Linked DNA regions of Mus musculus: region 1 is linked to region 2. The links are chromatin loops, found by intact Hi-C in ENCODE. Cell type or tissue: gastrocnemius. All regions are shown on one strand. Each heading gives the region's core, and the rest is flanking DNA. Links, peaks and the distances in the headings are about the cores only.

Region 1 (3,858 bases), core at 782-3,281, 160 kb before region 2:
AAGCTGATAAGGAACCATAACAGATTTTGACTGAAAATGGGGAAGGAAAGGCTTAAAAAAAAAAGGGACAAAGTCAGTTGGTGGTCAAGGACAACAAGAGGCAGGGAGAAGGAAAGGGAAATAGTCTTGCATTCTAATTTCCAGTCTGCATGAATTTGTTTTCAAACCACTCATGTGGATAAATGCTCCCACCAAGTTCTCTCCATCATTGTGATGGGGACTCTTGATACAGCTTCTCCACATGTCGCTCTGTAAGACTGAGAATCCAGTGACACCTGGCCAAGAAAGAGCACCACAGTCCCGATTCCCCAGTGGATTTGGGTGTAAACCTTTGTAATGTGGGCAGGTAGGACTCCAGTGGATGGCACCTTAGGGGAACTTGCGTAAGCTTCATACACCATGGCACGGTTGCATTGATCCAAGGTCAGGGAGTGAGTAGCCCACCATGAGGAGCTGCGAATATTGACACTGCACAGAAAGCCATGCCACCTTTGAATCTGGTTCTGTTTTTCATCTAGTCAAAGGATGTACAAGAGAGCTTCTTTTCAGAGAAAGAAGGGAAGAAATGTCCCACCAAAAAGGCTCTTATTGAAGAAGCTGTAGGAATCTGTTTTCATCTTGTAGTAAAATTTCCCCTGGGGCGTCAGGGTTAGGAGCAAGACGAGATTCCGTCAGGCCCATGAGGGGCAGTCTCTGTTCATACAAGCTGTGGCCTCTGTTCCTACAGAGCCCTTCCATTGTCTGACCCCAGAAAGCCTGCTGGACAAACCAATGTGTGCTTTGTTTCTGGACTGACTTGCTTTCATTTTAAGAAGTTTACGTCATCCCGAGTCACTCGTGGTGAAGTTGATGTGCTTAGAGATATTTCCAAAGAGTGAGGAGGGCACTTTAGCACATGGTTGAAACTGACTGACAATGTGTACATTCCTGTGACCCTGTCATAGAGTCACAACTGGCGTCAGGGAATCCTCTAACAACTGCATGCATTGTGTTGAGTTGAGGATGTTGGTGTGCAAAGACACTGAGGGTTTCTAATAATCAAAGACTTCTTTTAGAGCCTCTTTTTCCTTTTTTTTTTTTAATTTTTAATTTTTTTTTAGGGGGCGATGGGTGGGGGTGGGACAGTGTCTATGTAACCCTGGCAGTCCTAGAACTTGCGATGTAGACCAGGCTGGCCTAGAGCTCACAGCGGCCACCTGCCTCTGCCTCCCCAGTGCTGTAATTAAAGGCATGGGCTACCACACCTACAACTTTTTTTTTCTTGATACAACTTTGCCATAATTCATAAAATAAATGTTCAGAAGTCCATCAACACACTTTATCTAGATGAAAACCAAGGCATTCTTCTTTGTGACTTTGATTTTATGTACACAAAGTAAGGCCAACTCAAGAATCAAGAATTTGTCAGGAATGAAAGGGCAGTGGCAACTCTCACCGCCAGCCTAAATGAAAAGTGCCTTGTCTTCTTTTTATTTTTTTCCCATTTTTTAAAAGATGTATTTATTTATTATATGTAAGTACACTGTAGCTGTCTTCAGACACTCCAGAAGAGGGCATCAGATTTCGGTACGGATGGTTGTGAGCCACCATGTGGTTGCAAGCCTTCCTTGATGTTGTCAACCTCTCTGTCATGTTTGTTTATTTGTTTGTTTTAAAGTGCACTGTAGCTATCTTTAGACACACCAGAAGAGGGCATCAGATCCCATTACAGATGGTTGTGAGCCACCATGTGGTTGCTGGGAATTGAACTCAGGACCTCTGGAAGAGCAGTCAGTGCTCTTAACCGCTGAGCCATCTCTCCCAGCTTCCCTCTGACCTGTTTTAACACAGACTTTTGCTTTTACCAGAACAGTTGTACCTGGTTGGGGGGAGGGGGGAGGGGGAATCACAAAGCAGGTAGAGATGAAGACAGAGGTAAGATTGAGCTGAAGTATTGCTGAGAGAGGCCTTAGGTTTCTTTGGATCACACTCATGAGGCAAATACAACAATGATGCGCATAAACCCTCAGCAAGAGTAGTGGCTGCTGCTGTGTTCCATGGAAAAGCTCTAGCAGCCTCAGGGTTTGCCTCTCTTTCTATTCCGGTTCGAGGATCAAGTGTCCGGTTTCAACAAATCACTTTGCCCTTTACCTCTGTATTTTTGTTATGAGCTCAACTTGATTTTTCTCTGACCACCAAGGTCCCAGTTGCACCACCAGATGTCAGCCTTGACCTTGCTGGTGCCTTCAGGAGGCTCTGAGGAAATTAGAGACACAGGAGTCTGCCTCCAGGAATGACTCAAAGGGAACTCTCATAGAGGAGAGCCAGAAACAGCATCGGCGGCAAAACCTCCGAGGCTACAGACTGCTACAAACTTGGAGCAAACGTGTGTGTGTGTGTGTGTGTGTGTGATATACTTTATTGAACAAACCTCTATCATGTGGCCACTGTAAGCTGGGGTTTAGCCATTTCCTTGATTCATTTCCTAAACTGAAGCTTTGTAAGGAGGCTAGAAAAAATAAATATGTTTTAAAGAGACTCTTAGGTCTCTCAATGTGTCAGTTAGGCTATTCAAACCATAGATCCCCAAGAAATAGAAATCACCCTAGGAATCTCATACTGGAAGGAGGAAACAGCTCCAGGGGAGCCAGACGTGAGAATTTGTCTCCCTCCCCAAAGATTTCCCATAGCTTACAGGACGACAGTGAAGCCCAGACTATTCTGGGTGGGCGGGGCTATGCATCCACTGTTACTGCTTAGATGTGCATGACAATGGCCAGCTGTCTAAACTCTAATCTCTTCTCATTCAGGATCCCAAAGAGTTGGGAGGGCGCTGAGTCTCTTTGTCTTTCTCCTGCAGTTGCCTAATTGAGGAAGGAGAAGGTAGCTGAACTGTCTGGTACTTCAAGGTTTCCTTGTTTGTTTGTTTGTTTGTTTGTTTCCCACCAGCTTGGTTTCAGACCCAGGACTTGGAACTAAGGAGTATATTTACATATCAAAGCAGACCTGGCCTCCAGGTTCACCCAGCCTCCCTTGGTCTTTAAGAGGCATCCCCTGCACACCAATCTTGAACTTTCCAGCCCAGGGGCAGGGCTGACTTTTCCCTAGCGGCTCTTCCCTATAAAATTCAGACTCCAGAGGGTGGGGAGGAGGAGCCAGGGATCAGAAACAGCAGCATTGTGGGTAGGTAGCGACCCACCCCTATAATCCCAGCTGTCAGGAGGCTGAGGCAGGAGGGATGAGTTTATAGACAGTGTAGGGTCAGTAAGACCCTGTCTCTAAAACATAAATTTAAAAATTTAAAACGTGTTTTGCTCTCCAGGAACAAGTCTTATTCTAGATTTTTCTTCCCCATTAAGTGCATACCATGACCTTGTGCTCTTGGCCCTTGCCCATAAACTGGGAATTTTATGAGTACTTATAATGGAATTGTTGTAAACCTTCCATAGAAAACATTTAGCAAAGCATATATTTAGACTGCAATAAATACTCTATGTTATTTCATGTGCAAGTGTGGGGCTTGAGGCCCTGTGCAAGCTGAACAAGTTTCCTAGCACTGAACTATACCCACTGCCCCAGCATTTACCTACTACTGCTCGGTTCTTCTTTTTTCTTTTCTTTTTCTTGTTTTTGTTTTGTGTTGTTTTGGTTTTGGTTTTAAGATGTATTTATTTTATATATGTGAGTAAGCTGTTGCAGTCTTCAGGTACACCAGAAGAGGGCGTCAGATCCCATTACCGATGGTTGTGAGCCACCATGTGGTTGCTGGGATTTGGACTCAGGACCTCTGGAAGAGCAGTCATTCTTTTCTTTTTATTGGCAGCGGCTGGCTATGTGTCCCAGGCTGCTCTCAAATTCCTGAGCCTCCTCCCTCAGCTT
Region 2 (3,858 bases), core at 429-2,928:
TGTTTGTTTTTAAAGGCAGGGCTTTGCTAGCCTAGTACTTACTACGTAGGGCAGGCTAACCACAAACTTGTAGTTCTCCAGTCCCCACCTCCCAAGTGCTGGGGTTGCAGGTGCATACCCTCAAATTCAAATTTGGTTGTGACATCTCAGCCCTCCCAAAATGGTAAGCCAATTGTCTTTTAATTCTCCCTTCTATAAAAAGGAAACTGAGGCAAAAGAGCAAGTCAATTGTTCCAAAGTCGCAGAAGGAACACATGGCAGAAGCTGGAAGCCACAAGTGGTGGTGGCAGAGGGAAGGAAAACCTGAGTAGCCTGGACCGACATCCTCCGTCCTTCACAAACACACAGGCCCTCTGGACACATCTTACCAGAGGGGCTGTGTCAAAAGTGGTGGTGCAGAGAGAGCAGGGACACCAATTAACTCCTGCAGGCCCTTGGGGATTGCTAACTAACACAGGAAGCCCAGAAGTCAGAATCTCAGAAGCACCCCATGAAATACTCTCATCTTCATGACCACTTTACAGATGAGGAAATAGCTCAGACGAGTAAATTAATTTGTCCAAACATGGCTACCCTGGCTAGTGATCATATAGTGCGTAGCAGCACCCACCGGTGCCTGCACTAACGCCACATAATCCTCATAACAACACTACCAGGTAAAAGTTAGTGTTACTCATCTTTGTCCCAGGCTCTACACTAGCCAAGTCAAGGGCAAGGCCAGGATTCTGTCAGGTTCAAAGCCTTCCTCAAAACAGAGTCACGGTAACACTTGGCCACATGGCGGAGGAATAGAAAACCAAGCCCGAGTCCCAGGTCTGCAGATTTGTGGTGGGAAAGCCTGCGAGCGCTCAGGGGAGGCTGAAGAATGTGCATTTCAGGAGCAGTTATCGAGAAGGAGAAAGTGACTGGGGGTCTTAATGATGTTTGTAAAAGAAACAAAAAGCAAGGAATCTCACCCAAGCAAAGCCTTTTCAAACAGCAATATAGTAAAGAACAAAACAATAAATTATTAAGAAAGTCCAATTAAATCAGAAAAACTTTACGTCATCTCCATTACAAAATACTCTTGATGAAGGAAAACAGGTTTTTAATTCCCTTCAATTTTGGCCACACAGTTGAGATTTAACGAGGAACTGAAATGCGTGATTTTCCTTCTGTCACACTGGACTCCACCGTCCTGACTGCCAACAGCTACTTCCTCAAACTGAACACTGCAAAGCCAAGTGCTTTACCAGACCTCCAGGAACCTCTGTAACACTCTCCTTCCAGTCTGGAAACAGCCATCTAGAAACCGAAATAAGCCGGAAAAATCAAGCCAAGAGCTAGAGGGAGCTAGCACACTTCTTTCAGGTGGGACTGGGCTCGCGGTTCAAGTTCTGGCAGAGCCGGATTCATTTGGAGTGGCAATCTGATTTACAACCCCCAATATCAAGGCAGCTGCGGAAGCACAAGTCTTAAGCATATGCCCAAGAAAAAGGAACAGGAAGCGATGGGAATGTCAAAAGAGCCCTGGGGGTAAGTGCTTGTTCCTGGATCTGTGAGATGGGAAAGTGGTAATTCTAGGAAAAGTGCGCGGCGGTGGGCCAACTCCGGGGTCCCAAACGTGGGCACTGAACAAGGTACTTTCACGCCCCCTTGCGGACCCAAGTGACACCTGAAACCAAGTGTGCCAATCAAGGGATAGGTAAAGAACTGGGAAAGGTTTTGGAAGAGAAGCAACCCGTCAAAGCACTCGCAGATATGCTCCAGGTTTTACATAAAAGTAACCTGAAGCTCCAATGAGGGAAGCATGTCTTGCTAGAAAAAAAGGAAAGCTGAACCGAAGGCACTCATGGGTGCTGGAGCCTTCTATCTGGAAGCGCAGGGACTGGGGTCCCATCCGAAATCTCTTCTTTTTGGAGCGAGCAGACTAGACAGTCATCAGGAACACCTGGCAAGGGGGTTTGCACGCACTGAGTGGTGGCGAGTCGGAGGGACGCATGGCTGCAGCAGTCCAGCTAGGGCGCAGCCTGCACCGCGCGTTCCCGGCATCGGTCCCCGCAGCCTGGCTGAAGCTGCTAGCCTCCGGGCTGCAGTAGCCAGGCACCCGTGCAGCGCGACCCAACCATCCCACTCGCTCGCAACTGTCCCTACGCCCCGCGCGACACGCCTGCCACGAGCCAGATGGCGTGTGCGCTCCGGACCGCGGCGGGCATAGGGCAATCGAGAGCCCATCTACTGAGTGCCTTTCCTTACCGGAGCTGCTCTCCCGTAACTAGGACTTCAGCCATGCGTTCCAGCTCTCTCTGCTGCACCCCGCCGCTCCCGCCGGCGTTGCTGTCGCTGCTACCACTGCCGCCGCTGCTGCCCTCTTCCATGTTCCTGACCGCGCGGTTGCCACTCTGCCTTTGCTGTCCCGGCGGGTGCGCCTGGCGTTTGGATCAATGTGCCCTCCCCGAGGCCGCCCCGGCCATCTTTGTTCCGGGCGGTGCCGTGGCTCAGACGCGATTGGCTGGTGAGGGAATCCCTGCGGGTAAGCAGGAGAAGTCGGCGAGTCCGGGTCTGGAACTTCGGCTTGGGGGCGTGGCCTGGGCTCTCTCATGGTCGGGGGGCGGGGACAAGGAGAAAAATAAAAACATCGGGGCGGAGCTCTGAGCCCTGAGTTTTTGCAGGAGGTTGAGCCTTTCGCTCCTCTTTTATATTTCCTTTTTCACTCCCAAACTCATGCTGGGGAATGTTGCAGTTTTTCTCCATTTTCCATACTAGAGTTGTAGAGAATAAAAATGAGAACAGATTACTCAAAAACGGAGCAGTTGAGGATATTGCTGAAGGGCATTTCAGGCTACCTGATCCCTTTCCCTATAGACCATCTACTACTACCCTATGGTGGAGTCAATAAAGGATCCTGCCCTGCGGTTCAAAAAGACTAAGAACCTGGCTTCATTACTTTGGTTTCCTACCTAAATGCTCTTAATCCCTTTTTTACACTAGTTGTAGCTATCACTTGTCCACATCTGCTGCATTAAAGATGTTTTAGATAAATTGCTACCCTCTTGTGTTTCCCATATCATTCCTTTTACGTCGGGAAGGCAACTCGGAGGGGTGAGGTAACTTGTCTCAGGCAAGCAGGCAAGAGCATTCTCAGTTTTAGGTTATGTTTTTAAAACAACTCTATCTTGGCAGGCATGGCGACACACTTATGTTCCCAGAACTTCAGAAGATGATCATGAGTTTGGACCAGACTGGGATAAGAAGATACCTTGTCTCATAAAACAAACTAAAACCAAAAACAGCTTAACTGACAAAAGCAAGCAATACAATAAACCGTTAGAAGAGCAGGTTAGGGGCTGGAGAGATGGCTCAGCTGTTAAGAGCACTGACTCACTCCTCTTCCAGGTGTCCTGAGTTCAAATCCCAGTAACCACATGGTGGCTCACAACCATCTGTAATGGGATTTGATACCCTCTTCTGGTGTGTCTGAAGACAGCCACATCGACAGTGTACTCACACATATAAAATAAATAAATCTTTAAAAGAAGAAGAGGAGGAGGGGGGGGTGAGGAGGAGGAGGAGAAAGAGGAGGAGGTTAAACATATTTGAATGGCCGAGCTGGTCTACCATGTTCATTAAAAGTCATCACTGTGTCTCTTCGTTTTTAGTTTGTAAACTTCAACATAGCTTGACTGGGAAGTCATGGCTTCCGCGGCCATACACATTTGTTGAAGTATCTTTGGATTTGCCTTTTGGAAGATACAGGTACTTGTGTCTACGATAACTGTCACAATCTTCAGGAAGTGTCAGTATATAACAAAACATATGCTGCTGTGAATGTTACTTGACATTCCTGAAGACTAGGCTCTGAACCTGCTAGGGTCACAA

What was found. A loop is a pair of places that touch in the nucleus more often than their neighbours do. Peaks named below come from ENCODE experiments on the same cell type or tissue, not always from the same donor. Only the 100,000 strongest peaks of a DNase experiment are listed, where the experiment ranks them.
Region 1: a loop joins it to region 2, with 7 times the contacts of the local background. A loop is called at or near these places in 33 of 42 quality-filtered maps.

The regions. Positions count from the first base shown.
Region 1 is chr15:55,267,147-55,271,004 of GRCm38, reverse strand. No RefSeq gene overlaps it. Among named protein-coding and RNA genes, the nearest start is that of Gm26296, 6.5 kb to the right of the region's middle. In gastrocnemius, for the core only: a CTCF peak has its summit at 2,201 (motif pointing right); a DNase peak (open chromatin) is centred at 2,215.
Region 2 is chr15:55,110,997-55,114,854 of GRCm38, reverse strand. Deptor (DEP domain containing MTOR-interacting protein) reads right to left here and starts at 2,538. Exons shown (of 9, transcript NM_145470.3): 1 at 2,236-2,538. The coding sequence starts at 2,357. It overlaps Gm9920 (predicted gene 9920), which reads left to right and starts at 1,273. Exons shown (of 5, transcript NR_045093.1): 1 at 1,273-1,515; 2 at 2,259-2,512; 3 at 3,639-3,735. In gastrocnemius, for the core only: a CTCF peak has its summit at 1,628 (motif pointing left); DNase peaks (open chromatin) are centred at 1,605, 2,121 and 2,492; H3K4me3 peaks cover 2,500 bases; H3K27ac peaks cover 2,500 bases.